2 separate regions of the Homo sapiens genome follow, and region 1 is linked to region 2. Evidence: chromatin contacts called from ENCODE POLR2A ChIA-PET data. All regions are on one chromosome and are shown on one strand. Each heading gives the region's core, a stretch centred on a gene start or an enhancer-like site at or near the end of the contact. The rest is flanking DNA. Distances are from core to core; before and after follow the strand shown. Region 1 overlaps VSTM2L (V-set and transmembrane domain containing 2 like). Region 2 overlaps RBL1 (RB transcriptional corepressor like 1).

Region 1 (4,761 bases), core at 1,612-4,111, 910 kb before region 2:
GAATGAAATAGGAGACATCAAAGAAATGTTGCCCCTGGTGAGAGCTGTTTACTCTCCTGCGTGGGCCGCACGCCATCAACGGCCTCTTGTCCCATCCAGTCCAAAGCCTCCTTCTCCGCAACCCCAGGCTCCGCAGAGCTCAGACTGTGCTCTACCCACAGGAAGTGCTGGTGTGGTGGCTAACAGGGGAAGGGGCCAGGGGGACGGTCGGGCACTAGGGCGAGGGGGAGCCCAGGATTTACGGTGAGGATGCAAGCCACAGCTCTCCCTGGCGTGCTGGGTGGCATTGTGCAAGCTGCTTCACTACTCTGAGCTCTGGTTTCCCACTGTGTCATTGATTACAGGCTTATTTTGAGGATTAAATGGGCAAATGCAAGTGAAGAGCCTGTTTCAGTGTGTAGCACCCAGAAGGTCCACAACAACCGCTGTTCCCTGGTGGAACCCACTCCTTGCTGAGCCTTAGACACAAGCACATTCACCCAGGTGGGTCCTTGCCTGTCTCTGGCCGATGGAGGAGGGGCCGCCCTGCCTAGTAAAAATTTAAATAGCTAACATTTTTTTTTTCTTTTTTTCTTTCTTTTTTGAGACAGAGTCTCACACCGTCGCCCAGGTTGGAGTGCAGTGGCATGATCTTTGCTCACTGCAACCTCCGCCTCCCAGGTTCAAGCAATTCTCCTTGCCTCAGCCTCCCAAGAAGCTGGGATTACAGGCGGCCTCCACCACGCCTGACTAATTTTTTTGTATTTTTACTAGAGACAAGCTTTCACTACATTAGCCAGGCTGGTCTTGAACTCCTGACCTCGTGATCCGCCCGTCTTGGCCTCCAGAAGTGCTGGGATTACAGGTGTGAGCCACCGCACCTGGCCAAAATTAACCACTTTAAAGTGGACAATTGAGTCGCATCTAGTGCATTCACAATGTGATGCAACTAGTCCCAACATGCTGTCTTCCCCCCAGAAGGAAACTCCTCACTCCCCACTCTCCCCTAACCCCTGGCAACCTCAAATCTGCATTCTCACATTTGCCTACTCCGGATATTTCATATCATCTGCATCATATAATATGTGGTCTTTTGTGACTGGCTTCCTTCATCTAGCATAGAGTTTTTGAGGTTCATCTACCATTGTCGCACACATCAGTAATTCATTACTTTTCATAGAGGTGTTTCTTTAATACAATAAAATATCCTACCTAATCCCCAAAACAACCTGGGAAGTGGCCACTATCATTGTCCTCTTCTTACAGATGGGGAAACTGAGGCACGGAGTGGGTGGGGACTTGCCCAGGTTCCCTGCCAGACACCCCGACATAGCTGAGCAGGAAGTGCTGGAGCCGGCAAGCTGGAAGCAGGGCGCCTCCCAAGGCCACCAGCACATATTGAGGTAGACAGCAGTAGAATTACAAATCTAGGGAGATTTAAGGAGAACTAAAATATTCTGGCACTTGCAGGATTGTGGGAGTTGAGCAGGTTTCCCCAGTGGAATTCCCGCCTCCTCTTCCCACATGTCTGGGCCACAAGGAGTGAGAGCAGGTGGGAGGGAGGGAGGCAAGCGCGGGAGTGTTCAGGGAGCCAGAGATAGGGCAGGGGCGGGGGCAGGGAGCCAGGAGCCGGGAGCAGGCACACAGGCGTCCCGACGTCTCTACCGATACCATTTATTTTCATTCTCCCCAGTACATCCTGCAAAGCTAGTGGGGTGAGCCCATTGCACGGATGCATAACGAGGCTCAGAGAGGCTGGAGCGGGGCAGGATTTGAGCCTTAGTGTCAGATCCCAAAGCCGAGGCGCATAGCCATCCTCTGCTGCCGGGAGGGGCTAAGAGGGAAGAAGTGGGGGAAGCAAAGGAGGCTGCATCAATCACAGGGATGGATTTGCTCCAGCACGCCAGAAAGGAGCAGCCTCAGAGCCACTGAGGAGAAAGAACAGTGAGGGCTGTAAGGGGCGCTGAGGGTGGAGGCAGGAGGGCCAGGGACATGAAGGACGGGGCAAAAGGGGAGGCAGAGACCAACGGACAGGGACAGATGGAGGCAGGCACTTGGGATGTTCCAGAACAGAGGCTCTGAGGGTGCCCAGTGGGTAGGGTGGTGGTGGCCCCACCCTGACCAGAACCTGGCCTCGGTCAAACCTGACCCCCCACCCAGGACCTAGTACATGCCCCAGCCCCAGCCCCTGCCACCCCTGCCCAATCGTGTCTGCGAAATTCAAGGAAGCAACAGTAAATATGTGGGCTCCGGAGTCAGGCTGACCTGGATTTCAACCCAACTGCACCTCCTCAAGGTAGGTGAATCTCTGAGCTTCTAGCCCGGTTTCCTCATCTGTAAAATGGGTGCTGTGAGCGGTGCTGCAGTGACATCACGCAGGCACACAGTGGGCTCCCGGACAGGATCAGGCTGCTCTCCTGTCACCTCCTCACGTAGCCTGGCTCTACTTGAAGAAGCTCCTCCTTCTTCAAGGCTCCGGGCCCCTTGGACTTATTAAACCCTAGGGCTATTCTAGAACCAGAGAATTCATGGCTGAAGGGGTTGGGCCCCACCCCAGGACCTTGGCGCTTAGTGTTCCCAGAGCCTGGGAGGGAATTTCACAGGCCAAGAGCACAGAGCAAGAAGGCAGCAGCGCGGGTGGGGCCCGGGGCTTCCCGCACTAGCTGGAGGGTGTCTGAGGGCCATGGAGAGAGGAGCTGGTGGATCTGGGCCCTGTCCCAGGGGCCCTCAGCCGCTGTCCGACCGCCCCTCCCTCTCCTCCGCTGCCTGCCGGGAGACCATTAGTGAAGCTTTGTTTTGAGCACTATTTCCACTATCCTGCGCTCTGGCCGCCGGGCCTCCATTAGGGACCCTTTCCCGGACCGACGACAGGCGGCAAACAGCTCCCCAGCGAGCAGGCCCTAATTGCCGCCGCCTTCAACGCCGGAAATGATTTTTTTAAAACCTCACAAAGCAAAACAGACACCCCGCCGTCAGCTCTCCGCCTTCCCCACCTCGGGCCCCAGCCTGGGGGCTCTGAGGAAGGAGGGGTCAGTCAAGACCCCACCCCCATCCCAAGAGACACCCTTAAAATGCCGGGCTGGGGGAACATAGGGTTGGGCTCTGCACCCTTGCTTTGAACTAGGTGTGGGGCCCCAGCTCACCACGCCTCTCTAAGCCTCAGTTTTCCCCTCTGCAAGGTGGGCGTGTTGAATGGGAGCCCGATGCCTGCTGCGGGCCGTGCGATGCGGCTCTGACAGGTCATGTGCTTCTGGCTTCTCTAAGGGGTCCGTGGAGCACAGGGGAGCCAGGAGCCGGGAGACGGGAAGAGAGCACGAGGGGCAGAGGGAACAGCCAGGGAGAGAAAAGGTCTGGAAGGAACTTGGTGTGTGCAAGGACTAGAAAGGAGGCCAGTGTACACACACACACAACACACACGCATACACACAATACACACACACAAAATACACACATACACACAATACACACACACATACACATACACACAATACACACATATACAGACATACCCACACATACATACACACACCCACACATACACCCACACACATATATAAACACCCCACACACATGCACACATACACCCATACCCCACACACATACACACAGATGCACACACCCACACACCCACACATATACACACAGACACCACACATACACAGATATACACACACATAGACATATACATGCACACCACACAATATACACACACATACATGCACACACCACACATACACACATATGCACACACACCACACACATACACACACGCACACACACATTCGTGCGCGCACACACACACACAATTCCCTCTTTTTCTGATCCCACGTTCCCACCCTCCCTGGATACCGGCCAGCCCCAGCATCCCATGAACCACAAACTCAGCAAGGCTCACACCAAACTCAGCGCCTTCCCGGGAGCAGCCTCTCCTGTCCGTGCACGCCCGCATCCAGCCCCAAGTCCTGCTTCAGCTCCCCATCTCCACTCACCACGGCCAACCCACTCCGACGCCAACCTGGCCGTGCGCCCTCCCCACTCAGAAGGCTTCCAGGGCTGCCCCCTTCTCCAGGGGTAAGACCAAACTCCAGAGCCGATTCTTGGAGGTTCCAGCTGCAGCCTGCTTTTCTAAATACATGCACATGGTTCTCCACGAGGCCTCTGCCAGACCCAGGCAGCCAGGCGCAGCTCCACTCTGGCCTCTGGAGTCCCCTCTCAGCCCCAGCAGTCCCTGGATACAGGCCCAGAAGGAACCTGCCTCCCCCAGGAAGTCTCCCCTGACTGCTCTAGGACACAGTGAGCTCCCTCTAGAGACCTCCCTCTCTTGGCCCACCTGCCTATGCACTGTTCCCTGGGATCCTGAAGAGTCCCCCATTATCTCTTCCTGACCCCAGCTCTCTGAGTATGCTTACCAAGGACTTAGGAAAAGTGAATGAAGTTCGTTCCCACCCAGCTCGCATGAGAGGGCTGCAGGGAGAGAGAAAGGACTCCAGGATCCAAGCCTGTCCCTGCCACAGACTTGTCCCATGTCCCAAGGCCAGCCCTGACTGCTCTCTGGGCCTCAGTTTCCTCACCCGTGAAACAAAGGCTACTTCTGCCTGGGGCCAGAGACAGGCTTTGGGGGCCTCAAAAAACCCTTTGAAGCTTGTGGGCAAAACTCTGTGGCATTTTTTTGAGGAAACAATCCATAGTTTCCATAAGCTTCTTAAGAGGAGTGTGACTTCCAAAAAAATTAGTAACCACCAGTGTAGACAAGCGTCAGTGTCCCCTCCAGCTTTGCCATTT
Region 2 (4,683 bases), core at 1,462-3,961:
CAGGGTTCCTGTTGTATGTGGTACAATAAGGCTCTTAGAACACCTGTCACCTGCCATGTATTTGCAGAGAAATAAATGTAATTCATTTTGCTTCTTCCTTAACCTCTCAGGATATGCTTTACCTTTTAGAATCTTTCCACCTTTCTCAAAGACACAAGAAGAATATCTGCAGGCCTTTTAGTTGTCTGAAGCTGAGGTTTGCCACTGCCTCCCATACTGTAGAACTTAGCTAAACACCAGCCCAGGGCTGTTACCCCTCTAAGAGCCACTAGTGACAGTGAGCTCAACAGCTATGGTTGTGAAAACATTCTGAAGTGGAATCTAGAGAAAAGAGCACCACCTTCAGTTCATATGTTTGCATTTCTCTAGATTCCAATTTGACTTATAAGTAATACAGATGGATTGCTGAACCTTCTCTGAAAATATTAATTTCTCTACATAAAGATTTGTGGGTTTTTTTTAATATTGTAGAAAGGTCATTTAAATCACCAACTTGTATATTAAAGTATGCTTTGTGGCTGGGCATGGTGGCTCATGCCTGTAATCCCAGCACTTTGAGAGGCTGAGGCTGGTGGATCACTTGAGCCCAGGAGTTGGAAACCATCCTGGGCAACATGGCAAAACCCCGTCTCTACTAAAAATAAAAAATAGCCAGGCATGGTGGCACGTGCCTGTGGTCCCAGCTACTCAGGAGGCTGAGATGGGAGGATCACTTGAATCCAGGAGGTCAGGGCTGCAGTGAGCCAAGATTGCACCACTGCACTCCACCCTGGGTGACAAAGTGAGACCCTGTCTCAAAAAAATAAAAAGTATGCTTTGTATCACAACATTGCATTCTTTTTAACAGACTTAGAAGATGCTACAAAAACACCTGACTGTTCCAGTGGACCAGTGAAAGAGGAAAGAGGTGATCTTATAAAATTTTACAATACAATATATGTAGGAAGAGTGAAGTCATTTGCACTGAAATACGACTTGGCGAATCAGGACCATATGGTATGTTCTATGTTTTACTACTTTATTATTATTTGCTGTCATAGTTGGATTACTATAAGTTTATTTTGCTAGATAAATATGTCCAAGTAAAATTACTAGCAATTAATCAGAGCATGTCCAGTAACTTAATCAGTGATTAAGGCTATGGTACAACAGAGACCAGAGGAAATCATGGGATCTGTTGCCCAGGCTAGAGTGCAGTGGCGAGATCTGGGCTCACTGCAACCCTTGCTTCCAGGCCTCAAGCGATCCTCCCACCCCAGCCTCCCAAATAGCTGGTACGACAGCCACATGCCCCCACGCCTAGCTAATTTTTTTGTATTTTTAGTAGATACGGGGTTTCACCATGTTGGCCAGGCTGGTCTTGAACTCCTGGACTCAAGCAATCTACCCACCTCAGCCTCCTAAAGTGATGGGATCACAGGTGTGAACCACCACGCCTGGCATGAATTTTATCTATACCATGATTATGTTGCTAGAAATTCCGTATACATATGGGTAAGAACTTGATGGGAACATGAATATTAAAACAACTAATTTGTTTTTTTTGTTTTCTTTTTTTTTTTTTTTTTGAGACAGTCTCACCCTGTCACCCAGGCTGGCGTGCAGTGGTGCGATCTCAGCTCAACTGCAACCTCTGCCTCCCGGGCTCAAGTGATTCTCCTGCCTCAGCCTCCCTAGTAGCTAGGATTACAGGAGTGTGTCACCACACCTGGCTAATTTTTTGTATCTTTAGTAGAGACAGGGTTTCACCATGTTGGCCAGGCTGGTCTTGAACTCCTGACCTTGTGATCCGCCCACCTCGGCCTCCCAGAGTGCTGGGATTACAGGCATGAGCCACTGCACCCAGCAAATTTGGTAAATTTTTCTGTTGTTATATTGTGAGATTAATGTTTTTCTCAAGTCAAAGACAAAAGGGGCCAGGTGTGGTGGCTCATGCCTGTAATCTCAGCACTTTGGGAGGCCTAGGCGGGCGGATCACCAGAGGTCAGGAGTTTGAGACCAGCCTGGCCAACATGGTGAAATCCCATCTCTACCAAAAATTAGCTGGGCGTGGTGGCAGGCACCTGTAATCCCAGCTACTCGGGAGGCTGAGGCAGGAGAATCACTTGAACCCAGAAAGCGGAGGTTGCAGTGAGCAGAGATCGCGCCACTGCACTCCAGCCTGGGTGACAAGAGGGAAACTCTGTCTCAAAAAAAAAACAAAAGGAGGTCAGGTGCTGTGGCTCATGCCTGTAATCCCAGCACTTTGGGAAGCTAAGCCTGGAGGATTGCTTGAGCCCAGAAATTTGAGACCAGCCTAGAAACACAGGAAGACCCTGTCTCTTAAAAAAAAAAACTAAAAACTAGCCGTGTAGTGGCTGGTACACACCTTTAGTCCCAACTACTCAGCAAGCTAAGGTAGGTGGATCGCTTGGGCCCAGGAGGTCAAGGCTGCAATGAGCCACAATCGCACCACCACACTCCAGTCTGGGCAACAGAGCAAGACCCTGCCTCAAAAAAAAAAAAAAAAAAAGAAAGAAAAAAAAAAAAGAAAAGAAGGCCCTAGCAGAAGCTGCAGCCGGACAGCCAATAGCTGTTTCTATGTATCTATGTGCCTCTGTAGATTTCTGTTCTTCCTCTTTTCATGGAATATGGTCTATGACTATCCTCAGAGGTCATAACTGTTCATCCTGCTTCAGTTTCACTTCCCCTCTGTCATGTGCTATACTCGGAATATCTCTACCATCTTAATTTATTTCCATTATACAGGATATTAAAAATGAAATCCTTGCTCATCCAACTTATTTATAAATCTTTTCCATTTCCATATGAAGTCTTTCCCATTTCATTAACAGATTTTTTCCACGTTGGAATCATCCTGCTGGCTAATAGAATTCTCTGCCTCTTTTATTCTCTCTGCTACTGCTTTGGTTGTGAGCAGGTATGTGTGTAGAGAGAGCTTGTTACAGCAAGTGTTAGAAGATTGGTTACTCTTTGTCCCTACTTTTTTTTTTTTTTTTTGAGAAGGAGTCTCGCTCTGTTGCCCAGGCTGGAGTGCAAGTGGCACAATCTCAGCTCACTGCAACCTCTGCCTCCTGGGTTCAGGCAATTCTGTAACTCAGCCTCCTGAGTAGCTGGCATTACAGGCGCCTGTCACCACGCCCAGCTGATTTTCGTATTTTTAGTAGAGACAGAGTTTCACCATCTTGGCCAGGCTGGTCTTGAACTCCTGACCTCATGATCCACCCGCCTCAGCCTCCCAAAGTGTTGGGATTACAGGCATGAGCCACCGCGCCCAGCCTGTCCTTACTTTTTAAGCATGAATATGAGGTTCTCATGCTCGTGGCTTAACTCCTGGTGTCTTGTCCAGAATTTTTTTTTTCTTTTGAGACAGAGTCTCACTCTGTCACCCCAGGAGGAGTGCAGTGACATAATCGCAGCTCACTGCAGCCTCTGTCCCCGGGTTCAAACAACTGTCATGCTCAGCCTCCCGAGTGGCAGGGACTATAGGCGCACGCCACCACACCTGGCTAATTTTTATATTTTTAGGAGCTACTCAGGAGGCTGAAGTGGGGTTTCACCATGTTGGCCAGGCTGGTCTCCAATTCCTGGCCTCAAGTGATCCGAGCACCTTGGCCTCCCAAAGTGCTGGGATTATAGGAGTGAGCCACTGCACCCGGCCCCAGAATTCTTTTTTTTTTTTTTTTTTTTTTGAGGCAGAGTCTTGGTCTGTCACCCAGGATGGAGTGCAGTGGCACAATCTGGGCTCACTGCAACACCTCTGCCTCCTGGGTTCAAGCAATTCTAGTGCCTCAGCCTCCCAAATAGCTCGGATTACAGGCATATGCCACCACGCCCAGCTAATTTTTGCATTTTTAGTGGAGACGGAGTTTCACCATGTTGGCCAGGCTGGTCTCAAACTCCTGACCTCAGGTGATCCGCCCATCTCAGCCTCCCAAAGTGCTGGCATTACAGGTGTGAGCCACTGTGCCTGGCCAGAATTCTTAATACTAGTTATAGGACTTCCTGAAAGATCCAGGAAAATAGGCCGGGCATAGTGGCTCACACCTGTAATCCCAGCACTTTGGGAGGCCAAGGTGGGTGGATCACCTGAGGTCAGGAGTTCGAGACCAGCCTGGCCAACATGGTCATCTCTATTAAAAATACAAAATTAACCGGGCGTGGTGGCACATGCCTGTAATCCCAGCACATGCCTGTAATCCCAGCTACTTGGGAGGCTGAGGGAGGAGAATTGCTTGAACCTGGGAGGCAGAGGTTGCAGTGAGCCTAGATTGCGCCATCGCACTCCAGCCTGGGCAACAAGAGCAAGAGATACTCCATCTCAAAAAAAAAAAAAGATTCAGGAAAATAAATTCTAGTTTATCTATTGTTGTTAAAAAAAAAAAAGAAGAAGTAAAGGATCATTTTTTTTCTCAACCATAAATGAGCTTTTTACAGTATAACTGTTTTCTAACTAGAAGATACCATAAGAATAAAAATATGGGATTCAAAAACAAAGAAAAACTTTTATCTAAAAAATCTGACTTTTGGGTTATTTTAGATGGATGCTCCACCACTCTCTCCTTTTCCACATATTAAACAACAGCCAGGCTCACCACGCCGCATTTCCCAGCAGCACTCCATTTATATTTCCCCGCACAAGAATGGGTCAGGCCTTACACCAAGAAGCGCTCTGCTGTACAA

What was found. ChIA-PET counts read pairs that join two places held with the same protein, here RNA polymerase II (POLR2A).
Region 1: POLR2A ChIA-PET joins it to region 2 with 11 read pairs in activated CD8-positive, alpha-beta memory T cell. The contact joins two enhancer-like sites. POLR2A ChIA-PET finds 5 or more read pairs at or near these places in 2 of 52 experiments (GM10248 and activated CD8-positive, alpha-beta memory T cell).

The regions. Positions count from the first base shown.
Region 1 is chr20:37,913,137-37,917,897 of GRCh38, reverse strand. The region is part of intron 1 of VSTM2L (V-set and transmembrane domain containing 2 like); the gene reads right to left. LOC124904896 (a long non-coding RNA gene) reads left to right here. Exons shown (of 3, transcript XR_007067576.1): 1 at 1-2,275. Among named protein-coding and RNA genes, the nearest start is that of VSTM2L, 12 kb to the right of the region's middle. RefSeq lists enhancers at 170-671, 1,990-2,837, 2,838-3,685. Within about 2 kb of position 2,861, at least 4 of the 41 ENCODE cell types and tissues checked have a DNase peak (open chromatin) inside an H3K27ac peak, as active enhancers do.
Region 2 is chr20:37,003,724-37,008,406 of GRCh38, reverse strand. It overlaps RBL1 (RB transcriptional corepressor like 1), which reads left to right. Exons shown (of 22, transcript NM_002895.5): 20 at 848-996; 21 at 4,541-4,683. Among named protein-coding and RNA genes, the nearest start is that of SAMHD1, 54 kb to the right of the region's middle. Within about 2 kb of position 2,711, at least 4 of the 41 ENCODE cell types and tissues checked have a DNase peak (open chromatin) inside an H3K27ac peak, as active enhancers do.